2 separate regions of the Homo sapiens genome follow, and region 1 is linked to region 2. A link is an interaction called in ENCODE POLR2A ChIA-PET data of the cell type or tissue named here. Cell type or tissue: A673. All regions are shown on one strand. Links, peaks and the distances in the headings refer to the core of each region. The heading gives the core; the rest is flanking DNA.

Region 1 (10,836 bases), core at 2,044-7,043, 58 kb after region 2:
GCTGACACCTGGATTTTGGACTTAGGGCCTCCAGAACTGTGAGAGAATAAATTTCTGTTGTGTCAAGCCGCCCAGTTGTTTGTTTGTTTTTTGAGACGGAGTCTCGCTCTGTCATCCAGGCTGGAGTACAATGGCGCAGTCTCGGCTTACTGCAACCTCCACCTCCCGGGTTCAAGCAATTCTCCTGCCTCAGCCTCTGGAGTAGCTGGGATTACAGGTGCCTGCCACCATGCCTGGCTAATTTTTGTATTTTTAGTAGAGACGGGGTTTCACCACATTGGCCAGGCTGGTCTTGAACTGCTGACCTCGTGATCCACCCGCCTCAGCCTCCCAAAGTGCTAGGATTACAGGTGTGAGCCACCGCACCCGGCCAAGCCACCCAGTTTATGGTCATTTATTACAGCAGCCCTAGAAAACTAAGACACTCTTCAACAAAATTAGGTATCAGGGTGTCCCCATGGATCCCAAACTACAAGTGGGTGGGACCAAACCACAGACAGAATAACACCTGTATGGGGTTAGTGGCCAAGCAGGAGGTAACAGAGGAAAGAGGGAAACTCCAACAGTGCTATGACCAGAGGACCCAGAAAATAGCCTCAAAAGTAAGTAAAGGTCTCCCATAGCGAGAAGTGGGGCAGAGTTTTAATGGCTCCCGTCTGAGATTGAGTGCAAAGAGACTTAAAGGAGGGTGCAGGGGAGGCCGAGGCTGCAAGGCTGTCAGAAATACGTAATGAAACATCCAGGAGGGTGCAGGGGAGGCCCAAGGCTGCAAAACTCTCAGAAATACGTAACAAAACTTCCTTCCAGAGGAACAGCGCCCCCCACTAAGGACAAAACAGGGAAAGCATCCACATTGAACTGGGCAGGAACAGCGAAGGGAAAGGTCCTGGGGAAAGGCGTCCAGAAGAGGTGGAGGTCAAAAAACACTGCAGAAGCAGCTACACAGAGCCTGCAGTTTCTAATACCGCGTGGCAGCAGTAGAGGAGGGGGCCTTGAGGCTGGCCTGTCACCATTGCAAACACAAGAGCCTGTTCTTAAAAATGAGCAACAGGCTGGCCATGGTGGCTCACGTCTGTAATCCAGGCACTTTGGGAGGCCAAGACGGACAGATCACCTGAGGTCAGGAGCTTGTGACCAGCCTGGGCAACATGGAGAAACCCCGTCTCTACTAAGAATACAAAAATTAGCAAGGCATGGTGACACATGCCTGTAGTCCCAGCTACTTGGGAGTCTGAAGCAGGAGAATTGCTTGAACTCAGGAGGCAGAGGTTGCAGTGAGCCAAGATTGCGCCACTGCACTCCAGCCAAGGTGACAGAGCAAGACACCATCTCAAAAAAAGAAAAAAAGAAGCAAAAAAGAGTGTTGTTTAACATCATACAAAGATAGGTAAGAAAAAAGAAGGCCAGGCACGGTGGCTCACGCCTGTAATCCCAGCACTTTGGGAGGCCGAGGAAGGTGGATCACAAGGTCAGGAGATGAAGACCATCCTGGCCAACACAGTGTCTCTACTAAAAATACCAAAAATTAGCCCCGTGTGGTGGCGGCGCCTGTAATCCTGCTACTCGAGAGGCTGAGGCAGGAGAATCACTTGAACCTGGGAGGTGGAGGTTGCAGTAAGCCGAGATTGTGCCACTGCGCTCCAGCCTGGGTGACAAGAGTGAGACTCTGTCTCAAAAAAAAAAAAAAAGAAAAAAGAAGATGATCTGAATAGCATTGCAGCAGTGAAGGTGCTCCAGACACACAGGCCCACCCAGCAGGAAACACTGTTCCATAATATTTCATAACAAGATAAAAGATACTCAGAAGATGACGGAAGCTGTGAAAGAACAGCATAAATCAGAAATAGAAAAGCCCAGGCCAGGCTCAGCGGCTCACAACTGTAATCCCACCTACTTGGGAGGCTGAGGCATGAGAATCACCTGAACCTGGGTGGTGGAGGTTGCAGTGAGCCAAGATCGTGCCACTGCACTCCAGCCTGGGCGATAGAGCAAGACTCAGTCTAAAAAAAAAAAAGCCCAGAAATGTGGTAATCAGACAAAAGGAGGTTGTAAAAAATTGCCTGTGGAGCTCAGAAATGAATTATAAGGAAAAAACAATGTTTTTAATGAAGACTAAACTATAAGAAGTGTACAAGTGAGTAGACACCATGGAAAGTGCAGTATTTGGAAACAGATGACAGAAAAGAAAAAAGCAAACAGAGATGAAAAGGCGTTCTGACAAATTGAATATGGCAAAGAAGACTGAACTTACATACAGCTGATGAAGAGGCATTTTGACTTGGGCCAGGCGCGGTGGCTCATGCCTATAATCCCAGCACTTTGGGAGGCTGAGGAGGGTGGATCACCTGAGGTCAGGAGTTCGAGACCAGCCTGACCAACATGGTGAAACCCTGTCTCTATTAAAAATACAAAAATTAGCCAGGCGTGGTGTCAGGTGCCTGTAATCTCAGCTACTCGGGAGACTGAGGCAGGAGAATTGCTTGAACCCGGGAGGCGGAGGTTGTGGTGAGCTGAGATCGTGCCACTGCACTCCATCCTGGGGGACAAGAGCAAAACTCCATCTCAAAAAAAAAAAGAAAGGAAAGGCGTTCTGACAATTGAATATAGGCAAAGAAGATCCAACTTACACACAGCTGGAGTCCCTGTTTCCATCATCTGTTGCTGCGTGACAGATCTCCCCAAACTTGAGGTCCCCATTCATCACCCCTTGTGTTTCTGTGGGTTGGCTGCGTGATTCTGCTTTTCTGACCGAGGTGCCCTCAGGTGGTCACAGCCCCGTAACATCTAGAAACCTCTGATGGTCCGCGTGGCCTTCCATGTCCGGCAGTTCATCCCAACTGTCAGCTGGGGCTCCTTAGTTCTCCTGCATGTGTGTCATCCAGGAGGCCTAGCATGTGCCTGTAGTCCCAGCTCCTTGGAAGGCTGAGGCTGGAGGATCACTTGAGCCCAGGAGTTGGGTGCTGCAGCGAGCCATGATCATGCCAGCACGCTCCAGCCTGGGCAACAGAGTGAGACCCCATCTGTTAAAAAAAAGAGAGAGGCCGGGCACAGTGGCTCACACCTGTAATCCCAGCATTTTGGAAGGCCGAGGGGCAGATTACCTGAGGTCAGGAGTTCGAGACCAGCCTGGCCAACATGGTGAAACCCCGTCTCTACTAAAAATACAAAAATTAGCTGGGCATCGGGGCGGGCGCCTGTAATCCCAGCTACTCGGGAGGCTGGGGCAGGAGAATCGCTTGAACCCGGGAGGCAGAGGTTGCAACGAGCCAAGATCACGCCACTCCACTCCAGCCTGGGCGAGAGAGCGAGACTCCATCTCAAAAAAAAAAAAAAAAGAGAGAAAGACAAGGAAGTGGGGAGGAGAATAAGGGGGAAGGGACCCCATGAGTACAGACCAGGAACGAATGAGTTCTGCACCCCTCTCTCACCTCCCCCAGGTGCTGACCCCAACCCTTCAGAGCCCTGCTCCCCCTGCCCCGGCTCCTCCTGCCCCGTCCCCCATGCCTTGCCATTCTCCTTCAGCCTGGCTGCCCTGTCCCCCATGCCTTGCTGGTGCCCCTCAGCCTGGCTGCCTTGCTGGGCCGCCGTGCATGAAGAGCTGCTTCTTGGTGGCTCCCTGCTGGCCGGACCCGTCCCTCCCAAGCTGAGCCACCAGCGCGTTGAGTAGCAGCCCTGTTTCATAGCATATCTCCCCTTCTGTGCAAAATAGTCACTGGAACGGGGAGTTTCATTTGGCATAACGTAAAGTACACATTCCGGATTTAAGGTTCCCAGGAGAAATAGAAGTAGCAACTCCCACAGTCTCCACAGGCTGAAAGGGAAGGCGTCTCCCTGCTGTGGACTTGCCACATCGTGCTCCAGCAGCCACTTCTTCCTAACCCCTCCCTGTTTACCCCCCAGATTTTTCCTCTGTTCCGTGCGCTAGGTGCAAACGGCCTCCTCATTGAGTATGAAGACATGTTTCCCTACGAGGGCCCTCTGAGGCTGCTGAGGGCCAAGTACGCCTACAGGTAACACTGCCCGTGGCAGGTACAGGGGCGCGGCGTGAAAGCGGGGAAGGGGGGGTTCCGCAGGGCAGGAGGAGCAGCAACCTGGAGGTGCGGGTGGCACAGTCAGGAACTGAACAGTGGTGGGTACATTCCTTTTTTGTCTTTTTAAATTCATCTCTTTAATTGTATGAAAACAAAGTTTCATTTCAAACATTCACTGGAGAGAATTTTGAAACATTTAAAGGGAAAGTAAGCATCAGCAGCGCCCCCTACAGGGAAGAGCTGCAGTTCCTGTCTCTGTCCTGCAGGCGTTTCTTCTGTTGATGGGAGAAGGCTGGACTACAGAAGGTTAGAGAAGGTTAGAGAAGGTTAGAGAAGGCCAGAGAAGGAAGGCCAGAGAAGGCTGGGCTAGAGAAGGCTAGAGAAAGCTGGAGAAGGCTAGAGAAGGCTGGAGAAGGCTGGAGAAGGCTGGACTACAGAAGGTTAGAGAAGGCCAGAGAAGGCTGGGCTAGAGAAGGCCGGAGAAGGCTGGAGGAGGCTAGAGAAGGCTGGAGGAGGCTGGAGGAGGCCAGAGAAGGCTGGAGAAGGCTGGAGAAGGCTGGAGGAGGCTGGGCTAGAGAAGGCCGGAGGAGGCTGGAGGAGGCCAGAGAAGGCTGGAGAAGGCTGGAGGAGGCTAGAGAAGGCTGGAGGAGGCTGGAGGAGGCCGGAGAAGGCTGGAGGAGGCTGGAGGAGGCTGGGCTAGAGAAGGCCGGAGGAGGCTAGAGAAGGCTGGAGAAGGCTGGAGAAGGCTGGGCTAGAGGTTAGAGAAGGCTAGATAAGGTTAGAGAAGGCCAGAGAAGGCTGGGCTAGAGAAGGCTGGAGGAGGCCAGGGAAGGTCAGAGGAGGCTGGAGAAGGCTGGAGGAGGCTGTAGAAGGCTGAGCTAGAGAAGGCTGGAGGATGCTGGAGGAGGCCTCCGCGCAGGGAGGGGCTGCTCTTCAGGCCACAGTTGAGCCTTGAGTTAGAGAAGAGAAGAATTAAAGGGGAGAGAATCAAAATCAATAAAATCAGGTGTGGTGGAGATGGGAGGCCCCTGCTTAATGCTAAAATCACAGGTCTCTGTGAAAATCAATAACGGCCCCAAAGATAAATGCACAATGGACATTAACTGGCCAATCCCAAAGGAAGAAACAAAAAAGGCCAATAAGCATATAAGAAAATGTGAAGGCCAGGAGCAGTGGCTCACGCCTGTAATCCCAGCAATTTGGGAGGCCAAGGTGGGCAGATCACTGGAGCTCAGGAGTTTGAGACCAGCCTGGGTAACATGGTAAAACCCCATCTCTATGTGAAATACAAAAATTAGGCCGGGTGCAGTGGCTCACGCCTATAATCCCAGCACTTTGGGAGGCCGAGGTGGGTGGATCACTTGAGCTCAGGAGTTCGAGACCAGCCTGGGCAACATGGTGAAACCCCATCTCTACATAAAATGCAAAAAATAGCCATGGATAGTGGCATGGGGCTGTAGTCCAAGCTACTCAGGAGGCTGAGATAGGAGGATGGCTTGAGCCTGGTGTTAGGTTTTTTTAAAGGGAAGGCGAGGGTTAAAGAAAGACAGAGAGAGAGAGGGCGTCTCTACAGCAACAGAGGTATAGTGCAGAAACCTACAGAGGGGGGACCAGCTTAATGCCAGAGCCCACCGCCGCTTACAGGCTGGGGTACTTACAGGCCTGGACGGGAGGGGTTTGGGCAGTAGGGCTTCTGCCTGGGAAGATGTTGAGAGATGTTCCCATGATGAGGCAGTTGGGTCCTTGTTCCCAGCAGAATATGATCAGGATGTTCCTTCAGCTGGGCCTTTGCCCAGCAAGGTATGTTCGGGATGTTCCTGGGCCGTGTGGTCGGGTGGTCGGGATGTTCCTGGGCCGTGTGGTCAGGATGTTGGGCAGGATGTTCCTCACAGCCCAAACCCCGTGGAATGTTTCACTTCAACCTGGGTCTGGAAAACAGCAGGGGGCTTACAAAATGGTGCAGTTTGGATTAACACCCAGGACCCAGAGGCTGCAGTGAGCTGAGATGGCGCCACTGCACTCCAACCTGGGCAACAGAGCCAGAGCCTGTCTCAAAAGAAAAGGAAAGAAAGAAAGAAAATGTTAAACCCTCATAGTACTCAAATCAAAGAAACTAAATCAATAATGCAACACCATCCTGGCTACCAAACTGGTAAGCCTTTTTTAAAAATTATAAGACTTGGGCTGGGCGCTGTGGCTCACGCCTGTAATCCCAGCACTTTGGGAGGCTGAGGCAGGCGGATCATGAAGTCAGGAGTTTGAGACCAGCCTGACCAACATGGCAAAATCCTGTCTCTACCAAAAAAAATACAAAAATTAGCTGGGCGTGGCCAGGCGCGGTGGCTTAACGCCTGTAATCCCAGCACTTTGGGAGGCCGAGGCAGGCGGATCACAAGATCAGGAGATCGAGACCATCCTGGCTAACACAGGTGAAACCCCGTCTCTACTAAAAATATAAAAAATTAGCCAGGCATAGTGGTGGGCGCCTGTAGTCCCAGCTACTCGGGAGGCTGAGGCAGGAGAATGGCGGGAACCCAGGAGGCAGAGCTTGCAGTGAGCTGAGATTGCGCCACTGCGCTCCAGCCTGGGCGACAGAGCTAGACTCCGTCTCAAAAAAAAAAAAAAAAAATTAGCTGGGTGTGGTGGTGCGCACCTGTAATCCCAGCTACTCAGGAGGCTGAGGAAGGAGAATTGCATGAACTCAGGAGGCAGAAGTTGCAGTGAGCCGAGATCGCGCCACTGCACTCCAGCCTGGGTGACAGAGCAAGACTCTGTCTCAAAATAATAATAAATAAAATAAATGAAAAATTGTAAAGACTGTGTTGATGAGAATGAGAAAGAGGAAAACTACCTGCTGATGAACATAATATGACATCTGTTCTGGAAGGACTTCGGTTCCATGTGTCAAAACTCCAAAATGCCTGCACCCCATGCAGCCCACATGTGGTTAGACCAGAAGTGATGAACGGTGAGCCAGGGTGTTGGCCTGCAATGAGATAATCAGGTGCGATGAGATGATCAGGTGCGATGAGATGATCAAGTGCGATGACATGATCAGGGGTTTGCATTTTCTTCATACTCTTCTAGTTTTCTTCCTACAGTGAAGACATTTTGTCTTTTGATGTGAAAAAGTAAAGTACCAGGGTTCCTTCGAAGCTTGAAACAGGAATGTTTAAAGACTTTATGTAACTCATAAATCTATAGAACGGATTAGCCTAAGATGGTTCAAACACATACAAAAACTAGAAATAGCTTTTTTTTAGATAAATTCATAAATGACAGCTCATGTAAAGCTTGTGAAAAACGAAGAGGTCGACCCGGGGCAGTCAGCCCTTCCCAGGATGTGGCCCTTCTGCAGAGGACGGGCGCCCCAGGATTGTTTCAGGTTGAGGACCCTGTGGTGGACCTGCCCTCGGGCAGCTGCTGACCCGGCTCTGGATGGAGTGTGGCACCTTCTGTAGCATTTTTATTTTTTTTTGAGACAGAGTCTTGTTCTGTCTCCCAGGCTGGAGTGCAGTGGTGCGATCTTGGCTCACCGCGAACTCTGCCTCCCGGGTTCAAGTGATTCTCCTGCCTCAGCCTCCCGAGTAGCTGGGATTACAGGTACATACCACCAGGCCTGGCTAATTTTTGTATTTTTAGTAGATACGGGGTTTCATCATGTTGGCCAGGCTGGTCTCGAACTCCTGACCTCAAGTGGTCTGCTGGCCTTGGACTCCCAAAGTGCTGAGATTACAGGCGTGAGCCACTGTGCCTGGCCTTGAGTAGTTTCTTGTAAAATGTGATGACTTCATTCTCTTGTCGTGGGTTGAAAAGCGAACCATTACTTGAGGACGTGCTAGAACATCATCTTCCCAAATTTTGGAGCAGGTACCTTTCCAGAAATCAGGATACCTGTCAAGCTTTGTGGAGTTTAGGGCCTTACTGTTTCCCGGAGAGCCCCCCAGGGCCTGATGAGGAAGGGCTGGGGGGGTGGGTGTGGAAGTCACGTGCTGCTCACATGACCCTCTCTCTATGAATTTTGTCTCTCCAGCCCCTCTGAAATCAAAGAGATCTTGCATCTGGCTGGACTCAATGAGCTGGAGGTGATTCCCTTGGTGCAGACATTTGGACACATGGAGGTGAGTGGCAGAAATGGAAGTTACCTGGTGCCAGGTGTGGGGTCCAGGGGCTGCAGGCTGGGCCAGGCTTGTGCCCAGGGGTGGGTGCAGCGGGCCCATGGTTGGGGTGCAGGCAGCGCAGCTCAGCACAACATGGAAAGGCCTTTGGTCTAGGAAGTCCCTGCCTGACTCGGCCAGAGCTGCAGGTTGGGGCTGCCTGTCTGCCTGAGGAATGGAAGGAAAGAGCCAGAAAAGGGGTCCTGGAGGCAGTTTCCTTTTTCACTTGTATTCATCAGAATATTATTATGTGAGGTAAAACACAGTATTAGGGAAAGAAAAGGTGCTTTTCAGGCCAGGTGCGGTGGCTCACACCAGTAGTAATCCCAGCACTTTGGGAGGCCGAGGCTGGTGGATCACCTGAGGTCAGGAGTTCGAGACCAGCCTGACCAACATGGCGAAACCCCGTCTCTACTAAAAATACAAAAATTAGCCAGGCATGGTGGCGGGCACCTGTAGTCCCAGCTGCTCGGGAGGCTGGGGCAGGAGAATCACTTGAACGCAGGAGGCAGAGGTTGCCATGAGCCAAGATCGCACCACTGCACTCCAGCCTGGGTGACAGAGCAAGACTCCGTCTCAAAAAATATATATATACACATATTCTTTTTCCTGTCTGCATCAAACAGGAAGTGATGCGGCATTAACCACCACACCGATTTAATGGCTCTTAGGTTCCATTTATTTCTCTAACAGATACACCATTCTGGCTTCTATTTCCACACACCGCGGGTAAGAAGGTTGTTTTCACTTACACATGTCGGTGTTCTGGGCGTGCCACCGGAGTTCCTTCCCACAGCTCGGTCCTCCAGCCTTTCTAGTTGATTCTCTCCATCGTACTCTGCTCTGGGACCCGGCCTGCGCTCTTAGCCTCCTGCCACGTATCCACAGAATGTCTCTGCCAAGGCCGCCAGGGTCCTCCAGGTCACTAAGTCCAGGGACGGTTTTAGTCCTTTCCTGCTGGGCCCCTCGGTAGCTTCTGGCATCCCCAGCCGCTCTCCTGAGCCCCACACTTTCTGGCTTCCCTCTGCCTCTGACTGCACCTCCTCGATATCCATTTGCATTTGTCTCTCTGTAGCTGGCGGTCCCCAGGGCTCCTCTCGGTCCCTGTCCCCACCTCCCACTCTCTCTCTAGATGGTGCCATTTCTGCTCCTGCTTTCTCTTTGTCCTCCTCTTCGTCTTCCTCTTCCTCTTCTGTCTGCACCTCAGCAACTCCAGACCTCCTGGGTTACAGACCCTCATCCCCAGCTGCCTGCTGGTCGCTTCCATTGAGGGCCCTCCTCCAGCCTCTGGTGTGCAAACCAGAAGCAGACCAGCCACAGTCAGCACCACCACCCGCCACGCCCTGACCCATGTTGGTCCTGCTGCTGCTCCTCCTCCTCTTCCTCTGTCATGCAGGCACCACCCCTGTCTAAACCACTATGGACTCACCATGAAACTTTCCTAATGGGTCTCCCGGGGCCACTCTGCCCCTCCGTGCCCCTCTCCCCACCACAGCAAGTCACAGCACAGCCCTGACCACTCACACTCGCCATCTCCTCAAAGGACACTGCTGTCAGGGCAGAAGTGATCGCCACAAACCAGGTGGCTTAAGACAACAGAAATGTTCTCTCAGCCCTGGAGACCAGACATCCAAAATCAGCGTGTCGAAGGGTTGGTTTCTTACTGAGGAAGACCCTCCATGTGTACATTTACTATTAGTATACCCTTTTTGTGTGTTTGTTTTTGAGACAGGGTCTCACTCTGTTTCCCAGGCTGGAGTGTAGTGGTGCAGTCTTGGCTCACTACAACCTCTGCTTCCGAGTTCAAGTGATTCTCCTGCCTCAGCCTCCTGAGCACCTGAGATTACAGGTGTACCCCACCATGCCCGGCTAACTTTTTATCTTTTTATTAGAGATGAGGTTTCAAGATGTTGGCCAAGCTAGTCTCAAACTCCTGGCCTCAGGCGATCCGCCTGCGTCGGCCTCTCAAAGTACTGGGATTACAGGCGTGAGCCACGGTGCCCAGCCCAGTATACCCTCTTGGTATACTAGAAATAACTGCTCAGGTGTTTTGCCCATTTTTTTTTTCAACTTGAGTTTTTAAAGTTCTTTATATGTTCTAGATGCAAGTCCTCTGATGGTATGTAATTTGCAGGTATTCTCCCCCAGTGTAGAGCTACATGCTTCTGGTGTCATTTCTAAAAACTCTTTGTGATCACCAGATCACAAAGATTTTTCTTGTATTTTCTTCTAAAGTTTAACTTCTGTGCATTTTTCATTTAGATCTATGATCCATTTTTAGTTTGGTATTTTTATTCTTTCTCCAGAACCCTTGAACATCCAAGTTATTTGTCTTGAGTCACAGACTCACTCTGTCACCCAGGCTGGAGCGCGTGGTACAATCACAGCTCACTGCAGCCCTGAGCTTCTGGGCTCAAGCTTCTGGGCTCAAGCACCTCAGCCTCCTGAGTAGCAGGGACCACAGGTGCGTGCCACCATACCCGGCCAGTTTTTTTTATTATTTGCAGATACCAGGTCCCACTATGTTGCCCAGACTGGTCTCGAACCCCTGGCCTCAAACAGTTCTCCCACCTCAGCCTCTCGGAGCGCTGGGATTATAGGCATGAGCCATTGCACCTGGCCCCATTTTGAGTTAATTTTTTTTGTTC
Region 2 (10,836 bases), core at 2,300-7,299:
CCCGTGGTGTTGAAGCTGGGCATTACCTGGGCAGTGGACCCTGCCGAGGCTGAGGCCTAGTTACTGGCCCTGCAGCTTGTCTCCATGGTGGGCTGCTATGATACCATCTACCTACAGAAGATGACCCCAGACAGGGCCCTGAGGACCCCAGGGCAGCACTGGAAATTGCTGCTGGAGCCTGGTGAAGTGTGGGTGGTGAGACTCCAAGATGCACCCCAAGAGCAGGACCTGCACTGGTGGATGCTGAGCATTCTAGAAACATCGTTAACAGGACACAGGGCAGAGCTGGTCCCTGCAGCCTCAGCCCTGCAGAAGAGGATTCACCATAGTCTCTTATTCACCCTGGACCAACAGGGAGAGCAAGAAGGGAGACTCAGCCTGTAAGCCACAGTCCTCCAGCCAAGAACAGGATCTCAGCACCCCTGAGACACAGAGCAGGGGTCCTGAGGAAAGCCTGGCTGTTGCAGGAGCCTCGGCCATGGGGGAGCTGCCCTGTTTCCAGCCTCAGTCCAGGGCCCCAGAACTGAGAGACTAAGGCTCATGTAGCTGCCATTGTCCTGGGCACACCAGGACATCAGAGACTGGGAAGGGCCAGCAATTGCTGTTCCACAACAGCCAGGGGAGCAGTTGGCAAAGGAAACATGGGGAGCAACTTTAGGGGCTGGGAGATAGGGCCTGTTGTGGCCTCAGAGGGAAGCATTACAAATATTCATAACCTGGAAACAAGTTCTTACCAGTTGATTGTCACATAGTTCTGGATGTGTTGGCCTGAATGGCTGTTGTGCTGCTTGTGACATGGGGGGCAGGGCACAGAACTTGTGCCTATTTCACCTTGGCCATGGGGAGGGACATTGCTTGTAAAACACATGCTCTGCAGAACACACCAGAATCTGTGGTGACCTGGATGTGTTCTCGACTTTGCCAGGACAATCTCAGGGGTGCCACAAGACCCTGTCAGCAGCACTAGGATCTCTGGTCTACAGTGGAGGGAGAGCTGGTTTTAAATGTTGGCCGTTGATGCAATTTAACCATTTAATTCCTGTTGCTCTATATGTTGTTTTTAATTTTAAAAAGTCATAAAAGCTTTCAAACAAGCTCCTGTGTAAGTCATTCCTCAGCAAGTTTTGTTGATTGGCCTTATCCTTGTCCTCTCAGTATCTGGGCTAAGCCACTTTGCTGGCTTGAAATCCCACCAAATGGTGGGAACAGAGGATAGAAGGGAAGAGGAGCACGGGAGAGATGAGGGTTCTGGTCGGTTTCCAGGCTCATCATGGGAGTTTGTTTCACATTATTTATAAAGAAATACAGGGCCAGGCACAGTGGCACATGCCTATAACCCCAGCATTTTGGGATTAGGTCAGCCCAGGAATTCGAAACCAGCCTCGGCATCATAGTGAGATTTCATCTCTACTAACAATAAAAAAAGTTAGCTGGGTGTGGTGGCATGCACATGTAGTCCCATCTACTCAGGAGGCTGAGGCAGGAGGATTGCTTGAGTCCAGGAGGTCAAGACCGCAGTGAGCTGTGATTGTACCACTGCACTTCAGCCTGGGCGACAGAGCAAGACCCTGTATCAAAAAATAAAATAGGCCAGGCGAGGTGGCACATGCCTGTAATCCCGGCACTTTGGGAGGCCGAGGCGGGTGGATCACGAGCTCAGGGGTTTGAGACCAACCTGGGCAACGTGGCAAAACACTATCTCTACAAAAAATACAAAAATGATCCAGGCGTGGTGGTGTGTGCCTGTAGTCCCAGCTACTTGGAAGGCTGAGGTGGGAGGATTGCTTGAGCCTGGGAGTTCACGCTGCAGTGAGCCAAGATCATGCCATTACACTCCAGCCTGGGCAACAGTGAGACCCTATATCAAAAAATAAAAATAAATAAATAAAAATACATACTTAAAGAACAGCCATGTTTTGAACAATAAAAATGTGTTGTCAAACATATAATTAATATAGATATGTGCCCCAAAATTTTTTTTAAGTCTATAGACCAAACCACATGTAAAGGTTGCTAATGTTGGCCAGGCACGGTGGCTCACGCCTGTAATCCCAGCACTTTGGGAGGCCGAGGTGGGTGGATCACGAGGTCAGGAAGTCGAGACCATCCTGGCCAACATGGTGAAATCCCGTCTCTACTAAAAATACAAAAATTAGCTGGGCGTGGTGGCGCGTGCCTGTAATCCCAGCCACTTGGAAGGCTGAGGCAAGAGAATCGCTTGAACCTGGGAGGCGGAGGTTGCAGTGAGCCAAGATCGTGCCATTGAACTCCATCCTAGGTGAGAGAGTGAGACTCCATCTAAAAAAAAAAAAAGTTTGCTAATGTTGAGGAGACAGATGATGCCAATGATGATGATGGCTATGACGGTGGTGATGGTTATAGTGGTGGTGGTAATAATGGTGATGGAGATAGTGAAGATAGTAAAGAAGGCCCACAGGAAGAGACCTGAAGGATAAAGGGCTCTGCCTCCTTGGATTTGGCTGCTGCTGAGGCCCCTCCATTAGTTTCAGCATTGGGGCCCTCCGCTGCTGTCAGACACGGATGTGGATGATAGTCCTTCAAGAAGGAGGTGGGGCCCCTGACCTCCTTGCCTCCCAGGAAGGCAGGAAGAAGTGGAATGAGCACGCTGAGAAGGAAGGAACCCCCACACTCTGTTACATGACACGGGGTGAGGAGTTTGGCCCCATGGCGTGGTACACACGTGTGCCTTTGGTTGTATGCTTGCAAGAGAAATCTGGGGCCTCTGGGGTTTCTGCCCTCACCCCAGCCCTGACTCTGACCTTTGGAATCCCTGGAGGGGCTTTCTAGAGCTCTGCATCCAGCCTCTTCACTCAGGACGTGAGGTTTCCTGAATCCTGAACTGGAACCTTTTCCCAAAGGTTAGCCAGCTTTCAAGTGGCCTCATGGGGCCAGGGAGGCTGTAGTGTTGGGACTCCCAGGGGGCCCCCAAAAGTTGATTCTGAGAAAAGACTATTATGTACACTAGACATTTCTCCTCACTCTCCCTATGTCTGAGCTTTCACGAGCTTGGACACTTTAAGTCAGGGGAAGTGCTCGGAATTCCATGTTGTCTCCTGCCAGCTTAAGCCCTTTCATCCCCTGCAATTGCTCAGATGTCTGAGGCTCTCTGCTAATTAATAGGGCCACCACCAGCTGGAGACCCGTGCAGGTTCTAATTGGTTTGATTCATGTTACCATCTCTCCAGCTGTGTCTCATATCTGGAGGTGTTTGAGACCAAGACTGGGGAAATTGTGGTGCCTGAGGTCAAAAGTAAAGGAAAATACCAACAGCAGCATCAAGGGAAGTGTCTCCTGGAAGAGTAAAGTGAAATCACCAGCTGCAGAGGTGCTCTGGGAGAGGTGGGAGGCCCTGCAGGGGTGTCCCCCTGGGACCTCCTTCCAAAAGAAAGAGCCCTCAGCTCTGGGTAATGAAGTGGGCCCACGCTCCCTGGGCAGGATCCCAGGCAGCTGATGGCTGATGGCTGAGCTCTAGTTGGGGCTTTGAGGGCCTGGCCGTTTCTGCACGGCCCAGTCTTTGCTCCTCATGAGGTTCCCTAACTCCATCTGGGGTGCACTCAGCCTGAGCTGCCTCCACCCCTCACTTTTATTCCCTTATTTATTTTTATTTTTATTTTCTTTTTATAGAGACAGGGTCTCACTATGTTGCTCGGGCTGGCCTTGAACTCCTGGGCTCAAGCGATCCTCCCACCTCAGCCTCCCAAAGTGTTAGGATTACAGATATGAGCCACTGCGCTCGGCCACGTTCCCTTATTTTCATCAAGCATCTCTGCCCCAGTGTCTGCGGCAGGATGGGCCTCTGGTCTCTAAGCACCTGAGAGGTGGAGTGGGTTCTGAACAAAGCATCCTCTTCAAGTCTGAAAAACACAAACATCAGGCTGGATGGGCACCTGAAAAGAGCCCCATGAAACCAGCTCTGTCTGTGGAACCTCATTTTCTACAGAATTTAGTAATCCAATTGGAAAGTACTTCTTTCACAAAAATTATCATTGCAAAACATAATGAACCCATTAAGTGCAGAGCAAAGCTTCAAAAGTCACATTTGTGGAAAATGGGAGCTTTATGATTATGATTTATGATTTAATGGTCCATAAAGTGAATCATAGGCAGGCAGAGCCACTTTGCACTAAAGCGCTGGGATTACAGGTGTGAGCCACCGCGCCCGGCCTGAAATGTGAATTCTTACACAACAACAAAGAGCTTTCCAACTGTGTAATTTCACTCACCCTTCTCCAGAGACCTGGTGCTATTGTTGTCTTGGATATTAGTTGACACGTGTTATCATCATCATGCGCCACCAGAGCTATTGCTGCATAGTCCTCATCTTTTTAATTTACAAACATATTTACCTTCCTGGTGCACTTCATTTTTCCATGCACTTCCGAGTTTCTATCTGGGGTCATTTTCTGTCAGCAGAAGGAAAGCCTGAGGAGCTCCTTTAGTATTTTTTTGTGCTGTGACAAATGTTCTTAGCTTTGTCTGAAAGTATCTATATTTTATTGTACATAAATTGTTGGTTAAAATTCTTTATTTTGGTACTTTAAAGAGGTCATTCTCTTTCGGTTTCCATGGTTTTCTGAGGAGATCTAGTCATCTTTCCTATTGTTATTCCCTGAATGCATTGTCTTTTTTTTTTTTTTAATCTCAATAATTTTTACAGTTTCTGTTTACCTTTGGTTTTTGGAATTTTTTACTACAATGCGCTGGAGTTGTTTGCTTTTAGTTTTTTCCTGCTTGTGATTTACTAAGATTCTAATGTCTGTAAGTTGACATTGCTTATCAATTTTGAAAATTTCAGCCACTGCCTTTTCAGATATTGCTCCTGCCCCATTTTCCTCTGTTGTTGATCTGGGGACTCCAGTGACATGTACGTCAGATCATTTGATGGTGTGGTTCCACAGGCTTTTCTGTTTTTCATTCTTTTCTCTTTCTGTGTCTGGATAATTTCTATTGACCTACCTTTAAGTTAACTGATTCTTTCTTCTGCTGTGATTTCTGAATTTTAGATACTGTACTTTTAAAAGTTATAAAATGTCCATTTGACCCTTGTGAGAAAGAAACTCATCCGTCCAAATCCAAAGAACTGACTCAGGGACCTGGAGAACAGCGAAAGCGAGGCTTTTAATGACGGCAAGATCGGGTGTCTGGTGGGCAGGCACACCCAGCAGTTTCAACAAGCAATTTATCCCCTAGTGCACAGATCCCTCCCCCGGTTCCTCATAGGCTGAGTACTCTGGGGTCACAGTCTTCCCGCATGTCGCCTATTGGTTGTTGGGCAGGGGCTGTAGGGCACAGGTCCCTCCCCAGCTTCCTCATAGGCTGAGTACTAGGGGATCACAGTCTTCCTGCATGTCGCCTATTGGTTGTTGGGCAGGGGCTGCAGGGTGCAGGTCCCTCCCCAGGTTCCTCATAGGCTGAGTACTCTCGGGTCACAATCTTCCCGGATGTCGCCTATTGGTTGTTGGGCAGGTGCTGTAGGTGTTTTCTTCAGGGTTGTCCTGCTGCATTTTGTTGCAGCCCACAATGCATTGCAATCCTAGTTAGCTCAGGGGCTCTTTAAGTATTTGACTTATGACCTAAGTAGCTGGGCAGGCTGATAAGAATAGATCAAACCAGCTATTTTGCAGGCTAGTAAAATTTCATCTTAAACTTCTTTGATTTGGGTGAGGGCAACTAAGAGGGGGTTAAAAGGGAGTGGATGAGGCCGACAAGCAGGCATCCACTATCCAAGCTGGGGCCTAGTATATCCTGTTCTTCTGTAGTTTGCTGACCTAAGCCGATTCAAGGCACACTGTCTTGGAAATGGACCACTGTATACATTATTTCCTTCACCCTTTAAAAAATTTTTTTAGAAATAGAAATGGAGGGTCTCATTATGTGCCCAGGCTGGTCTCAAACTTCTAGACTCGAGTGATCATCCTGCCTCAGTTTTCAAAAGTACTGGGATTGGCCGGGTGCGGTGGCTCATGCCTGTAATCCTAGCACTTTGGGAGGCCGAGGTGGGCAGATCACGAGGTCAGGAGTTCAAGACCAGCCTGGCCAAGATAGTGAAAGCCCATCTCTACTAAAAATACAAAAATTAGGCTGAGAGCGGTGGTGGGCACCTGTAATCCCAGCACTTTGGGAGGCCGAGGCGGGCGGATCACGAGGTCAGGAGATCGAGACCATCCTGGCTAACACAGTGAAACCCCGTCTCTACTAAAAATACAAAAAATTAGCCAGGCACGGTGGTGGGCACCTGTAGTCCCAGCTACTCGGGAGGCTGAGGCAGGAGAATGGCATGAACCCGGGAGGCAGAGCTTGCAGTGAGCCGAGATTGCGCCACTGCACTCCAGCCTGGGCGACCAGCGAGACTCTGTCTCAAAAAAAAAAAAAAAAATACAAAAATTAGTTGGGTGTGGTGGTGGGCACCTGTAATCCCAGTCACTCGGGAGGCTGAGGCAGAGAATTGCTTGAACCTGGGAGGCGGAGGTTGCAGTGAGTCAAGATCACGCCACTGCACTCCAGCCTGGGCGACAGAGTGAGACTCCATCTCAAAAAAAAAAAAAAAAAAAAAAGTGCTGGGATTACAGGTGTTAGCCACAGTGCCCAGCCTGGGAATTTCTAATAAAAGAGTCAAATGGGGTTGGGCGTAGTGGCTGGGCAACATGGTGAAACTTGTCTCTACAAAAAATACAAAAATTAGCCAAGTGTAGTGTAGCGGTGCATGTCTGTAGTCCCAGCTACTCGGGAGGTAGGAGAATTGCTTGAGTGTAGGAAGTCAAAGAAAGCTGCGGTGAGCCATGATCACACCCCTGCACTCCAGCCTGGGCGAGCCTAGGCTAGACCTTAGAGCGAGACCCTGTCTCAAATAAAGAAAGAAATACATTCCCATTTTCTGGTGAAAATTTCCATCTTTTCATGCATGTTGCCCAGGTTCTTCTGCTTGCTTTACTATATTTGTAACAGTTTTTGTAAAACAGAAACTCCTGGTCTGCTAATTCCAATACTTGTGTCACATATGGACCTGCTTCTATCGGCTATTTTTCCCCCATCAATTATGGATCACATAAGATATGAAGCAGCAAGGAAACAATAATCAGATTATTATTTCCTTGCTGAAGCATTTTATACATAGCAACTGTCAAAGTCCAAATATACAGACAAATCTTTAAGTTTAATGTTTAATTTTAGGAAGAATTTCAATTCGGTATGTTCAAGAACAAAAGAAAATCGGGATTCTTTTGGAAAGAGAAACGTTATCTATTGCTTTGAAAGAAAGCCCGTTGGCACTGGTAGTTCGGGGGAGCTGGCAAGCTCAGGCGAGTGGCCTCAGTGGTAAAACCAGCACTGGAGGCCAGGCACGGTGGCTCACGCCTGTAATCCTAGCACTTTGGGAGGCTGAGGTGGGCAGATCACCTGAGCTCAGGAGTTCGAGACCTACCCGGCCAACATGATGAAACCCCGTCTACTACAAACACAAAAATTAGCTGGGTGTGGTGGCGGGTGCCTGTAATCCCAGCTACTTGGGAGGCTGAGGCAGGAGAATTGCTTGAGCCTGGGAGGTGGAGGTTGCAGTGAGCCGAGGTTGCAGTGAGCCGAGATCGCACCACTGCACTCCAGCCCGGGTGAAAGAGTGAGACCCCATCTCAAAAAAATAAATAAATAAATAATAAAAAAATAAAATAAAAAATAAAAAACCCGGTGTTCGTGTCAGGGCAGGTCGTTTCAGCAGCTACTCGGTGAACTGGCTGAGGTGACAGCAGATCGTTTCGGCAGCTGGCTTGCGGGAAATTTAATTCTTGGAGCAGGCATTCTGGGTCCTGAGTGCTTTTCCCCAGCCCTAGCCCCTAGACTCCAGCTTAGTAATCAGCTCTCACAGAACCATCACGTCGGAGGCAGCCTTCCACCCCCTTTCCTCCCGCGCACAGGCAGGATGAGCTGCTCCCCTTTCGGGTCGGAAGCTGCAGCTGTATTTGGTTTCAGTTCGGCTGTTTTCAGCTCACAGAGAATGAACTGTCTTATTGTGTGACCCTTGCTCCGTCCAGCGGACGCTCGGAGACCAGAGGGACTTTTCCCGCCCTCTCCAGCCCAGCCTCGCCTCCCCAGCACGTGGCAAACGTCCCACGGAGGGGACTGGTGGGCATCTGGGGCTCCCCCGGATCCAGCTGATTGCAGGAGCCTCTCGGCCATTCACACTTGGCCACCTCCTCTCCCCCAGCAGAACCCCTTCAGCTTTAGGGGCCGGTCCGCGGCCTCAGGCAGCAGATGAGCCCCGGGCGGAGTGGAGTGGGCGAGGCCAGCTCCTCGCTGGGGGCCCTTTAGACCCCGTGTTCACAGCTCTCCAGCTCTCCTCTAGTCTAATTTATTAATGTTCTGTGTCTTTTTCTTTCAGGGGTTCAGCATGAGTGAAGGCCCACATCCTACCTCCGAGCAGCAAGTGAAACCGAGTGGGGGCCAGCACCCAGCTCAGGGGCTCGAGGGTGAGGCTGTGGGGTCCTTCCTCCTACCCCGCGGGGCCCTGCAGCTCCCAGCGTCACTTCCGTGGATGTGGCCACCACGAGTCCCTGCCGAGGCCTGGAGAGGCTGCGTGGGCTTCTAAGAGCATCTGTGGGAGACCCGCAACAGGGGCGGGGTCAAGGCCCCCAAAGAGCCCGTCCCCGCCTGGGCGGGTGACTCCCTCCCTCCCTTACCTCCTTTCTATGACCCTCTCGGGGTTTAGGGGTGTTCCTGCCCCCCACCTGCGCGCGGGCGGGTCCAGGGCTTGGTGGACACGGAGAATCCCAGGCTCCGTGCCCTGCAAACACGGGCGTGAGGGGCGCAGGGGTGAACGCTGGAGGCGGAGAACCCAAGAGGGGCTGCGGGGTCAGCCTTGGGGCAGCCGGGCTGGAGGCAGCTTCGCTCCGCAGACGCAGACGCGAGACCCGCCTGGGACCCTCCGCCGACCCCGCTGCGGCCCCGCGACCCCCGCGTCTTCCCGGCGCCGCGCGGTCAGCGCCGCCCCCTAGACACCCGGCGCCGTCCCCTCCGCGCGCCTGCTGCCCGCTGGGGTTATTTTAATACCGGGCCCTGGCGCGGGGCGCGGCGCATTCCCAGCTGGCGGCGGGCAGGTGGCGGCGGCGCAGAGACCCGGCGCGGGGCGGGGGGCGCGGCTTTGGTGGCGGGACTGGCGGGCGCCCCTGCCGTGTGCTCTGGAAGCCGAGGCCACCGCGGAGCCCCTCGCGCCCCCTCTGCGCTGGGACAGGGGAGCGCGCCTCGGAAAGTTCCCCGCGGCCCCGCTGCGCGAGGAGTTTGGAGCCGCGAGCGGCTGCCCCCACGCGCGACCCCAGGCTCGGCGGGCAGGTCTGGCCGCTCAGTGACCGGAGGCAGGTGGGTCCTCGGTGGGTGACCGGGAGCGCGCGGGGACTGCCGGGTCTGTGCCCTTCGGGGCCCTCCGCAGGGCTGGGCCGGGGTTTCGCGGTGGGAACCCACCCTGGGCGAGGGGAGCGGGGTCCAGCGAGGCGGCTTCTCCCGTGCCGTGGAACTTTCGGCCCCTCCCCTTCCCCCCTAGCGACCCTGGAGCAATCCTAGCGGCCCGGCGGCCGCTGTCCCCCTGCCCGTGACTCGGGCTCGCGCACAACTGGGGAGCCCGGTGCACCCTCGGCTTCTGCGCCGTCCCCTGGGTGAGGGCTCTGGAAATGCCCTGGGTGGGGGCAGCAAGGGGGTGAGGGTCCCCTGGACAGATGGAGCTGGGAGCTGCTCGGCCTGGTGGGAAAGGGCGGACAGGGCACATTTCCAGGCCCTGGAAGGCCCCCAGCGCCCCCACCTGTTGACAACTCCCCACCCCAGCCAAGACTGCTCCCTGCGCAGCCATGAGTGTTCGGCCTAAATTCAGCGTGGCTCGTGGAATCAGGCAGCCTCCTGTGTCTTGTTTCTTCAGCCCACCACCGCGCTGTTTCATCCAGGCTGCTGACCCCAGCGGCGACTCCTTCACTGGCTTCATGTCACAGTTTGCCTGCCCCGTCCACTGGGGACATTTGAGCTGTTTCCAGCTTCTTAGGAGTCAAGCTGCCGTGAACTTTCGCACGCTTGTCATTTTCTGAACGTTGGCAGCCCTTTATCTAAGGTACTAACCTGAGAGTAGAATTGCCGGGTGAGAAGGTATAGGCGGTCAACTCTGCAAATCGTGCCAATGGCTTTCCAAAGCGGCGGCACAGTCCAGGTTCCCAGCAACAGGAAACGGCAGGGCCAGCTCCTCCACAGCCCCCACGCCTGTTGACAAGGATATCTGCCTTTTCACGCGTTCATCCTTGTCAGCACGCAGGGGCTCCTGTGGCCCTGACTGGCATTTCCCTGCTTGTTGGCTGCGTGGGTGTCCTTTTCAGGAAGTCCCCGGTCACGGTTTTGGTCTCTTTTTTTCAAATGGGTTGTTTGTCTTTTCCTTACTAATTTGCAGTTCTTCCCTATATTTTTCTTACCAGCTTTTTGTCTATGTTTCTTCTTTTTTTTTTTCTCTGAGACAAAGTCTCACTTTGTTGCCCAGGCTGGAGTGCGGTGGCACAATCTCAATCTTGGCTCACTGCAACTTCCACCTCCCGAGTTCAAACAATTCTCCTGCCTCAGCCTCCCGAGCAGCTGGGATTACAGGCGTGTGCCACCATGCCCGACTAATTTTTGTATTTTTAGTAGAGACGGGGTTTCGAGATGTTGGCCAGGCCGGTTTCGAACTCCTGACCTCAGGTGATCCACTTGCCTAGGCCTCCTAAAGTGCTGGGATTACAGGCGTGAGCCACTGCAACTGGCCTGATATATGTTTTCTGATGATCTCCTAGCCTGTGGCTTATGATTTCGCTCTCTTGG

The links. Peaks named below come from ENCODE experiments on the same cell type or tissue, not always from the same donor. Only the 100,000 strongest peaks of a DNase experiment are listed, where the experiment ranks them.
Region 1: POLR2A ChIA-PET joins it to region 2 with 13 read pairs; 11 of 35 experiments call an interaction of 5 or more read pairs at or near these places.

What each region holds. Positions count from the first base shown.
Region 1 is chr17:82,420,494-82,431,329 of GRCh38, forward strand. It overlaps HEXD (hexosaminidase D), which reads left to right. Exons shown (of 13, transcript NM_001330542.2): 3 at 3,901-4,010; 4 at 8,065-8,152. HEXD-IT1 (HEXD intronic transcript 1) reads left to right here and starts at 4,832. Exons shown (of 1, transcript NR_170223.1): 1 at 4,832-6,111. LOC124904091 (a long non-coding RNA gene) reads right to left here and starts at 9,919. Exons shown (of 3, transcript XR_007065958.1): 1 at 8,941-9,919; 2 at 6,883-7,017; 3 at 5,419-5,959. RefSeq lists an enhancer at 3,490-4,325. In A673, for the core only: a CTCF peak has its summit at 4,242 (motif pointing left); a DNase peak (open chromatin) is centred at 4,258; H3K4me3 peaks cover 602 bases.
Region 2 is chr17:82,362,682-82,373,517 of GRCh38, forward strand. It overlaps TEX19 (testis expressed 19), which reads left to right. Exons shown (of 2, transcript NM_207459.4): 2 at 1-1,094. It overlaps UTS2R (urotensin 2 receptor), which reads left to right and starts at 9,084. Exons shown (of 3, transcript NM_018949.3): 1 at 9,084-9,366; 2 at 9,917-10,102. RefSeq lists an enhancer at 261-1,039. In A673, for the core only: no CTCF peak of the experiment used is centred there; a DNase peak (open chromatin) is centred at 5,330.